Linked DNA regions of Homo sapiens: region 2 is linked to region 1. Evidence: chromatin loops called from intact Hi-C (ENCODE). Cell type or tissue: heart left ventricle. All regions are shown on one strand. Links, peaks and the distances in the headings refer to the core of each region. The heading gives the core; the rest is flanking DNA.

What was found. Hi-C counts contacts between places; a loop is a spot of excess contacts. Peaks named below come from ENCODE experiments on the same cell type or tissue, not always from the same donor. Only the 100,000 strongest peaks of a DNase experiment are listed, where the experiment ranks them.
Region 2: it touches region 1 in a loop (3-fold over the local background); 5 of 110 quality-filtered maps call a loop at or near these places.

What each region holds. Positions count from the first base shown.
Region 1 is chr15:79,005,219-79,010,706 of GRCh38, forward strand. It overlaps RASGRF1 (Ras protein specific guanine nucleotide releasing factor 1), which reads right to left. Exons shown (of 27, transcript NM_001145648.3): 14 at 968-1,216. LOC105370917 (a long non-coding RNA gene) reads left to right here. Exons shown (of 3, transcript XR_932519.4): 2 at 671-763. Among named protein-coding and RNA genes, the nearest start is that of CTSH, 63 kb to the left of the region's middle. RefSeq lists an enhancer at 637-1,472 and a silencer at 1,909-2,203. In heart left ventricle, for the core only: a CTCF peak has its summit at 2,112 (motif pointing left); DNase peaks (open chromatin) are centred at 1,003 and 2,113.
Region 2 is chr15:78,948,782-78,954,015 of GRCh38, forward strand. No RefSeq gene overlaps it. Among named protein-coding and RNA genes, the nearest start is that of CTSH, 6.4 kb to the left of the region's middle. In heart left ventricle, for the core only: a CTCF peak has its summit at 2,336; no DNase peak of the experiment used is centred there; H3K27ac peaks cover 452 bases.

The DNA.
Region 1 (5,488 bases), core at 225-5,224:
AGAGGGAACGGGTGTATTCTGGGTCGTTGCGTTGCTCTGGCAGCAGAGGTGTGGATTGGGGGAGGAATGGTGAGGTTCCTGGGGAGCCCTGGGGAGCCAGTGTGATTCAGGAGCTCTGCTCCAGGCAGCCCTAGAGCTGAGGCTCTGGCATAATGTCTTGCCTAGGGTGTTTTGGGGCAGGGCACTCAGAGAGCCTCTGAGCCTCTGAGGGCTGGGATGGGCTGTCCACAACTGGGATCTGGGTAGGTGGCCTCTCGGAAAAGATAATCACCTACCATTCCTGGATGCAGTGAAGTCCATTAGGGGCCTGAGCCAATCCCTGAACTTGGCCTACTGCTGGACAGCCTTGGCCAAGTCCTTCATTGCCCCATGACTTTTGAGAAGCAAAGGCTAAGGTGGCCTGCACTCCTTATGTTGACTCACCCCAAGTAGGCCAAAAAGGGCTCCATCATTTCTTAGAGTAGGAGGTGGTCTAAGCAAAGCAGGGGTAAGAGTCCTTTCTCCCTCCCTCCCTCCCTCCCTCCCTCCCTTCCTTCCTTCCTCTCTCCCTTTATTTTTCTTTCTCCCTCTCCCTCTCTCCTTCTGTCCTCCTTCCCCTCCTCATTTCCTTTCTCTTTTTTCACCAAAGGAAGCACTGTCCTTTGGTGACGGTGGGACCCTGTGCTTCCAGGAGCGGGGCTAAGAGGTGAGAGCACCCTCCACACCCCAGGATCCTGGCAGGTGGAGATGGAAGCAGCTGAGACTGAGCAGTAGCACCAGGCAGGTGAGCTGTCCCTGCCTCTCTGCAGAGGGAGGCTTGGTTCCTGGGGAGAGGGGGCAGTGGCGGTGTGTGTCCCGCAGCACCCCAACACGTTACTGCTGCTCCTCCAGGGACCTTCCAGGTCACCCCCCGGCCCCGTGCAAGCTCAGTTTTCCTCCAAGGCTTGGAAGCTCTCCGGGCATGGGAGGAGGAGGGCACCTCAGCCACCTGGCAGGAATGGCACTGATAGGCTTCTTGTAGATGGTAATGAGCTTGTCCAGGACCACGATGGCGGTGGTGAAGACGCGGTAGGAGTGCAGGAAGGTGTTGAGGAAGTCGATGCTCAGGAAGCGCAGGTCCGTCAGCCTCTCCAGCAGCCGCTCCACACTGGCGTAGCGGATCTGCAGCACTTTGCAGGAGTTCATGGTTTTGCTGAAGCGAATGTCAACATCATCACAATATAAGGAGGCGTCGGACCTGAGAGGGGAGGAAGGATGCAGAGGTGATGTGGGTCTAAAGGCATCTGAATGGCACCCACCAGGCCTGCTCATCACTGCTTCCCCCACACACTGACAACACAGGATGGTCTTATTAAGAGAACAAGCTTGGGAAGGATGACACTGAAGGAGGGCTACAACTTCTTTTTCCCAATATCCTAAAAACTCTCCATTATAAAACCCCTAGAAATACTGGAGAAGTATTACAAATTTAAAAACATTTGTTGTTGAGTTCACAAGACGTAAGGAACTCTGTTTACACAAATGTGTATGTGGATGGGGTGCAGTGGCTCACGCCTGTAATCCCAGCACTTTGGGAGGCTGAGGTGGGAGGATCACTTGAGGTCAGGAGCTCAAGACCAGCCTGGGCAACATGGCGAAACCCTGTCTCTCTTAAAAATACAAAAGTTAGCTAGGTGTGGTGGCCCATACCTGTAATACCAGTTACTAGGGAGGCTGAGGCACAAGAATCGCTTGAACCCTGGAGATGGAGGTTGCAGTGAGCCGAGACTGTGACACTGCCCTCCAGCCTGGGTGACACAGCGAGACTCTGCCTCAAAAAAAAATATGTGTACATGAATGTTCTTAGCAGCATTATTTGTAATAGCCCCAAAGTGGAAACTACCCAGGTGTCCATCAGCTGATACATGGAAAAACAAAATGTGGTCTATTTGATCTGCTAGCAGCTGTCAAGATGTAAGGACAGGTGTCCAGTGCAGTTAGCCAGAACAAAGGGGCTAAGATGGGGTGAACTTGCAGGGGTCTTGTTTCAGCTGCTTGTGAACTTGAGGTCAGCAGCCTCTACAGGGCATAGTGGGAACCAGTGGCCCTGAAGGCTGCTGTACCACACAGCGCCCTCTGGTGCTTACGCCACTGGAATCGTCTTTTATTGGTCATCCAATGGGAGCTATTAGGACTCTTGGGCAACTCTGGGTTTTCATTTTTTGGATGTTGTGAGTCTTTGTAATCATGTTTTACTTTTTGTTTTGACTACCAAGAATCTTAGAATCAAATATAGTGCTCATTTCTTTTTATTTACTTCTTTATTTTTTGTTTGTCCTTATTACTTACATGCTGATGGCCGTATCTAGTTTTTTTTTTTTTTTTTTTTAATGAGATAAGGTCTCATTTGCTCAGGCTGGAGTACAGTGCGGTGGTGTGATCATGGCTCACTGCAGCCTTGCTCTCCTGGGCTCAAGTGATCCTCCTGCCTTACCCTCCCCAGTAGCTGGGATTACAGGTACATGCCACTATGCCTCGCTAATTTTTGTATTTTTTGGTAGAGACACGGTTTCACCATGTTGCCCAGGCTGGTCTCGAATTCCAGGGCTCAAGCAATCCTCCTGCCTTGGCCTCCCAAAGTGCTGGGATGACAGGTGTGAGCCACTGTGCCCAGACTATCTAGTTTTTCTTTTTTTTTTTTTCTGTTTTTTGAGATGGAGTCTTGCTCTGTCACCCAAGCTGGAGTGCCTCTGCCTCCACGATTCAAGTGATTCTCCTGCCTCAGCCTCCCGAGTAGCTGGGATTACAGGCATGCGCCACCACGCCCAGCTAATTTTTGTATTCTTAGTAGAGATGGGGTTTCACCATGTTGGCCAGGCTGGTCTCAAACTCTTGACCTCTTGATCCACCTGCCTTGGCCTCCCAGAGTGCTGGGATTACAGGCGTGAGCCACCGCACCTGGCTCACCTGTTCTTTCGAGGGTATCTTCTACCTAGGAGTGCAGATAGTGCTCAGAGGAAGTGAGCAAATGGACATAGCATCCCTTTCACACTGTCTTTCTTAAATACTTTTCTTTGGAAGCATTCTTGGGATTTGAAATAAATAAACTTTATCGAGTGCCTTCAATGAGCAGGGCAGTGGGATTTCTTTTTAGGATGAGAACAATATGGGAAAAGCACAGGGCCCGTAAAGATACTGCAGTTCAAAAAGAGAGCATTCCAAAGAAACCGAGGAAATGCTGCCTTCTAAGTTAGCTTTGCTGCAAGACACAAAACATTTTAGAAAACTCCTGATTTGGTTTCCACCAAGATTCAGGAAAGTATACACTGCATCTATGGGACCTTGAGAAGCAACCATGAAGAGGGAGTAATCCAAGGTCAGAAGGATTTCCTGGACATGAAAAACAAGAGTGCTAAATTGAAGGCTGGGACGGATGCAGCAAATGGCAGATCGGACACTCAGAAAATCTGAGTGGTCTATTAAACACATTTGAGAAAGTCCCCTAGAACTCAGAGAAGGACAAAGAGGTTGAAATGACAGAAAATGGAAGCAACACAGAGTGGACAGAGAGGGGACCTCTCACTACCGTGAGACAAAGTAGCAAACGAGAGAAGCCACGCCTGCTCATTTCTGCTTGCTGGCATGACTCCACAAGGCCCCTGACTCCGTGACGATGTGCAGCGCTCCGGAAAGATGCTTTGAGGACAAAGCAGGCCAGAGCACATGGCCTCCCAGGTCTCTTGCCTGAGTCTCTATTCTCCCTACAAGATAAATGACCCTCGTCTTTGCCTTTCCCAAACATAATATGACGTCTGATAAGGTTAGTGATGACACCTCTGTCATCTCTAACCAGACGCACTCTCAGGCCCAAACCTTGATGTGATTCTGCTTCAGTGTCACTTCTCAGCAAGTCTGATGTGATTCTGCAGGTGCTGAGCCCCCCACCTGCATTTAAGCAGTGGGCTGAAACACTGTGCTGATATCTGATAGGACCTCACAGAAGGGTGGCTCCCGGGCTGCTGGCCTCCGTCTACAGTCCTCAGGAAGGCTTCTGAAGAAAACAAACCTGAATTCTTTAAAAGTTGATCATTTTTCCTTTAGTCAACACTAAAAGTCTCAAAAGGAAGGTGAGAAACTGTGAAGAAGCAATAATAAAAGAAATACTGGGCTGGAGGAAGTGCCTGGGACAGCAACATCGAGTAAGGGCTACGTCCAGCCCTGGAGGCTGAAGGGGCTCAGTAACTGTCTCTCAAATGAAGCCAAGTCATTCCCACTGGGCTGCATGTTTCAGAGGGAGAGTACAGCTACTCCCATGTCACGGATCCCAAAGCATCCAGCCCAGACCTGGCATCCAAATAGGGATCATCTGACCCCTCTGGCAAGGGTTTGCTTCTAGCACCTTCTCTGTGGGCTCCTGCCACCGGAAGGGGAAGAGAAAGTGAAGAAAAGCCCCTGCATTCTCTACTCCTTCCTTTTCCTTTCCTTTTCTGTTTTAAACCTCACAATCACTGTTGGTTCCAGTGCCTCTGGCAATTCCAATATTCTTTTTTTTTTTTCTTTTTAATTGAGATGGACTCCCGCTCTGTTGCCCAGGCTGGAGTGCAGTGGTGCGATCTTGGCTCACTGCAACCTCCGCCTCCCGGGTTCAAGTGATTCTCCTGCCTCAGCCTCCTGAGTAGCTGGGATTACAGGTGCCCACCACCACACCCAGCTAATTTTTTGTGTTTTAGTAGAGACGGGGTTTCACTGTGTTGCCCAGGCTGGTCTGGAACTCCTGACCTTGTGATCTGCCCACCTTGGCCTCCCAAAGTGCTGGGATTACAGGAGTGAGCCACTGCACCCAGCCTCTTTGTTTGTTTTTTTTTTTTTTTCTTTTGAGACAGAGTCTCACCCACTCTGTCGCCCAGTCTGGAGGGCAGTGGCGCAATGTCGGCTCATGGCAACCTCCACCTCGGGCTCAAGCGATTCTCCTGCCTCAGACTCCTGAGTAGCTGGGATTACAGGCATGCACCACAATGACCAGCTAATTTTTTGTATTTTTAGTAGAGATGGGGTTTCACTGTGTTGGCCAGGCTGGCCTCGACCTCCTGACCTCAATTGATCTGCCTGCCTCAGCCTCCCAAAGTGCCGGGATTACAGGCTTGAGTCACTGCACCCGGCAATATTTCCAATATTCTGTAGAACTATCCTGCACTTCAGCTTCCCTGTCTGCAAAATGGGAGAGTGCATTAAAGTAGGCAGACTGGTAGCAGTGGCCCAGAGCTGTGCTTCCAGACTCAACACAAGAGAGTGCTGTGATCCATTAGCAATGTCTGCCAGGGGCTCTGGATGGGAGATGACTGGCTTGAGTGCCAGATACTTGCTATCCCTGCTAGAAAGTGTATTCAGTGCCTTACAATGTGAACATTTTCTCAGTGGAAATTCAGATTTGCTTCTCTCTGATCTTTCAACACTTCTTGATGAATGCTCCAAGTGGTATTCCTATCTCCCAGGCATCAATGACAGGCCTTGCCTGAAGGGTAAAGGACTT
Region 2 (5,234 bases), core at 235-5,234, 56 kb before region 1:
TGAAACACCCAAACTGGCAGGTGCCTCATTGGTCTGAAGGTCTGGTGCATATGGGGGCTGAGAGGCCAAGGGCAAAGAACAGGCCTATCCATGGTCAGAGTCATGACCTCTTGTGGGGATGTGTTGGACCCTGCTCCAAGTGCCTCACACAAATAAACTTTGTGACTCTTCACCTTTTATTTTATTTTTATTTAGTTTTTTTGGAGACAGAGTCTCGCTCTGTCGCCCAGGCTGGAGTGCAATGGCACGATCTCGGCTCACTGCAACCTCCGCCTCCCCAGTTCAAGCAATTCTCCTGCTTCAGCCTCCTAAGTGGCTGGGATTACAGGTGCCCACCACCACGCCCAGCTAATTTTTTGTATCTTAGTGGAGACAGGGTTTCTCCATGGTGCCCAGGCGGGTCTCAAACTCCTGAGCTCCGGCAACCCACCTGCCTCGGCCTCCCAAAGTGCTAGGATTATAGGCCTGAGCCACCGTATCAGCAGAATCTTCACTTCTTAATCCCCATTGTACGGATGGGGTAATTGAGGCACTTACGTACATTGTCTAAGGCCACACAAGTAAGTAAGAGTGGGATTTGAACCCCTGCTATGAACCCCTGGCTACCTGAGTCCAGAGTTCTCCACTAAAGCATTTGCCCCATGGGAACAAGTGATGACGATGAGTCCTGAGGCTTGCCTACCTACCTGAACTTCCAGGTCTAGAGTTCCCAGAAACATCAATAGGAGTCCGCTAACCACAGGTCCTGGAATCTGCAGTCACTGCCTGCATGCAGAATGCCTCCTGCATGAATGTTCTAGTCATTGTTACCTGCCCCACATCCATTTATTCTTTTCCTTAAGCTGAATCTGGGGATAACAAAAAGGATAACACAACTTTATCACCCCCCTCCCCCACCCCCCACAACTGTTAACTACAGGTTTGACTGGTTTTCCAGATCACCTGTTAGAGCCAACATTGTAGCAGACAAGCTGGGCCTTTTGCCACATTCATTTTCTTACCATGGTAATATAATAGCCACCATTCACATGGGTTTTGTTATTTACTGCTCATAACAACCCTGTGAAGGCCCTTATGAGCATACACATACTCAATTTTCAGATGAAGAGATTGAGACTTGGAGAAGTTAAGTAGGCCTGCTGGTAAGAGGTGGGACTCCTTCCACATCCACAGGCTGATTTTATATGGTAGGTCGGTAGGGGATTGGCTCAGTGGTTGGGTGCCTGGCTATGTGTTTGGATGCATGTGTGGATGAATGAATAGAAGAAGGGATGGCTGGATAGACGGCTCTGTCCATGGCAAGATGGACCAACAGCTGTATTGTTGGATGGATGGGTGGAAGGAGGGATGAATGGATGCAGGGATGAGTGACCAAAGTTTGTAGAGTGGAAAAGGTAACGAATACAGTAGGGGTGTAAGTCCGCATCAAGGAGGTTCAGCCACCAAAGGAGCTTCAGCTGCCTTGTAATGTGAATTTGAACTCTTGTTAGTTCTGTTGGCCAGGAGACATCCTGCCTAGCCACCTTGATTACTTCCCTTGGCTGTGGGTCAGAGAATTCCAGCCTGAAAAATGTCCATTGACTGAATGAGAAGGCACTGTTTGTCCCCTGGAAAGCCAGAGAACATGGAGAACACCACCCCTTTGGCCAAACCCTGGAGATGCTGCACCCACAGCCAAGAAAAGTGTGGAGACCTGCAGAAAAGTCCAGAAGCTGGTGTTTCATCACAGCCAGGATCAGGGTGAAGCAGCGAGGTTATGCTGTGCAAGTCCAAAGGTCGATTATTTATTTATTTATTTTCGAGACGGAGTTTCACTCTTGTTGCCCAGGCTGTAGTACAATGGTGCTATCTCGGCTCATTGCAACCTCCGCCTCCCAGGTTCAAGCAATTCTCTCGTCTCAGCCTCCTGAGTAGCTGGGATTACAGGCACCCGCCACCACGCCTGGCTAATTTTTGTATTTTTAGTAGAGACGGGGTTTCACCATGTTGGCCAGGCTGTTCTCAAACTCCTGACCTCAGGTGATCCGCCCGCCTCGGCCTCCCAAAGTGCTGGGATTGCAGGCGCGAGCGACTGCCTGATCCCATATTTATTTTTAAAACGTGACATTTTGCTCACCATGTGTTTTTTGCATTAACTTTTCATTTTAAAACATTGCATTCAAGTATTATTTATCTTGATTACTGCATTTTTGGACACTCCCTGACATTTTGCACCTCAGTAGTATGCCTCACTGCTCTCGCCCTAGTCCTGGCCCTGTAACAGAGTACTCATTTCTGGACTTTTCTGCAAGCTGCAAACTCCCGTGCAGTGTGAGCTTATCCCAGCTTAGTTGGCATAATTCCTACCTCTAGGGGAAGTTGGAGTTCAGAGGCAGGAGTTCTGAATCCCACAGTTACAGCCTCGTTGTTTCTTCTCCAGGGCCTCCTTCAGTCTCTCTTTGTTCACAAATTTTCACAGCCTATACTCCTTTGCTTTGCACTTAGGACCCTCTGTGATTTTTCCTTATCCTGCTTGTAATGCCCACCACCACTGCACTCAGCATCAGTTCACAGGTCTACTTCCTGTCCTGGACACAGCCCCATCCCAATTCTTCTGCCCACCTCTCCTCTTTCTTAGCCACACCGTCCCCAACCCATTCCAAATTTCACCCCAGTTGAATTTTTCCTCTACGGAAACTTCCTCTTCCTGAACTCCTGAATTAATAATCTGCACCACACACTCACGTTTAATCCTTTATGACTTTTCAGGGTTTCCTGCAGCTGACTGATCTTTAGCCAGTTTGTACCAGTTTGGCCGTGAGTCTGAGTGGTTCAGTGCCCACGCCACACTGGTGGTTAAATATTTTGAAAATCACTTCCCTGGTTTCCTGTGTCTTCAGTGAAATGGAACACACTCGTGTGTTAGTGCTCAAACACAGAGCCTGGCTCTCTGCAGGCACAACACAAATGGTAGCAGTAGCAGTAGCAGTGGTTGTTACTGTTTATTCTGAGTCAGATGGTAAAAGGCTTGTGGCATTGAAGGTGATGTTTGAAGGGCTTCGGGTCCTGGAATAAAGACATTTGGAGGTGCTGTACTCACCTCCTGATTAGGCTTGTGGGTGCCTTGAGAAGTCTCTCGAGAGAAGCAAAAATGGGTGGATGGTGTTTGCAGGTGGGTGCAAGGTTTAGAGGGAACAAAGAAATAGAAAGGCACAGTTGGGGCCATGGAGAGACCCAGAAGAGGCAGTGACCAGAGAGGATTGCAAGTTTGCTTGGACCTGCCCGACGTGAGCAGAACATTCCTAACTCCCCTTCCTGGCGATGAGAAGGGCCTTGACTATTTCTGGGTCATGAGTCACTTGGTCTGATTTGGGTAATAATTGCATAGTAAACAAGCAAACAAGGGCTGATAAGGGCTTGACTGAATGAAAATGGAATCAGGCCAGGTAGGAACTGAGCCTGCAAGATTTCAGCACCAAAGCCCTATTGTGGTGCCTCTGCACACTTCCGGGACCAGCCACCCACCCAGCCCCATACCCAGGCCCACCCACCCGCCACCTGCCTCTACCTCCCTGCCGCCCCCAGGGTCCCTCTCTCCCTGGACTCCTCACCCCATTGCAGCTCAACCCATCACTTACGTCTACCTTATCTGGGTCACCCCAGCCCCTCTTCTCTCCAGAAACCCTGGGCTTCTTCTATTCCTTCAAGAACAAGTTTAAGACCCTTCCTCTGAGAAGCTCTGCCTTGCCAATCCCTTTTTCTTTCTTTTTTTTTAACTTTTAAAAAATTAAAGTGAAATTCATATATCATATACTCAGCCATTTTAAGGTATGCAATTCAGTTATCCCATTAATCTACATAATCTCCTGATCACATCTGAAGTGCTTTGTGAATGAGCAGTTACAGCCAGTTTTCCTCGTTTTGTTGAGGCAAAATTCACATAACATGAAATAGGCCATTTTGAAGTGTATAATTCAGAGGTGTTTAGTGCATTTATAATGTTGTGCAACTATCACCTCTCTCTAGTTTCCAAACTTTTTCATCACCTGCAAAGAACACCCCATACCCATGAACTAATTATTCCTCATTCCCCTCTCCCCACCCCATTCCCCTGGCACCCACTACTCGGCTTTCTGTGTCTATGGATTTGCCTATTCTGGACACTTCATGTAAGAGGAATCATATGATAAGAGACCTTTTGTGTCTCTCTTCTCTCAGCGTAATGTTTTCTAGGTTCTTCCAAGTTATAGCATGCGTTAGTACTTATTTCTTTTTAAAGCTGAGTAATATTTTATTGTATGGCTATACTATGTTTTGTGTGTGTGTTTGTGTATGTGTGGGTGTGTTTTGAGATGGAGTCTCGCTCTGTCACCCAGGCTGGAGTGCAGTGGTGCAATCTTGGCTCACTGCAACCTCTGCCTCCGGGTTCAAGTGATTCTCCTGTGTCAGCCACCCTGAGTAGCTGGGATTACAGGTGCTTGCCACCACGTCCAGCTAATTTTTGTATTTTTAGTAGCGACGGGACCTGTTTTTGTTTTTGAGACAGGGTTTTGAGACAGAGTCTCCCTCTGTTGCCCAGGCTGGAGTGCGTTGGCGTGATCATAGCTCACTGAATCCTCCATCTCCCAGGCTCAGGCGATCCTCCCACCTTACTCTCCTGAGTAGCTGGGACCACAGGCACTCCCCACCATGCCCAGCTAATTTTTGTATTTTTTTTTGTAGAGACAAGGTTTCACTATGTTGCCCAGGCTGATCTGGAACTCCTGAGCTCAAGCAATTCATCCTCAGGCTCAGCCTCCCAAAGTGCTAGGATTGCAGGTGTGAGCCACCCCGCACCTGGCCTATACTACGTTTTTAAAATCCACTCATCTGTTGATGGACATTTGGCTTGTTTTCACCTTTTGGCTATTATGAATAATGCTGCTATAAACATTTGTGTACCAGTTTCTGTGTAGACACATTTTTGTTTCTCTTGGATATAAACCTAGGAGTGGAATTGCTGGGTCATATGGTGACTCTCTTTATTTTTTGAGAAACTGCCAGACTATTTTTTCACAGCAGCCGAACCATTTAACATTTCCATCAGCAATGTATGAGGGTTCTTATTTTTCCATATTCTCACTGACACTTATTATTTTCCATTTTTTTTAGATCATAACTCTTCTAGTGGGCATGAAGTGGTATCTCATTGTGGTTTTGATATGTATTTCCCTAATGACCAGTGGTATTGAACATCTTTTCATGTGCTTGTTGGC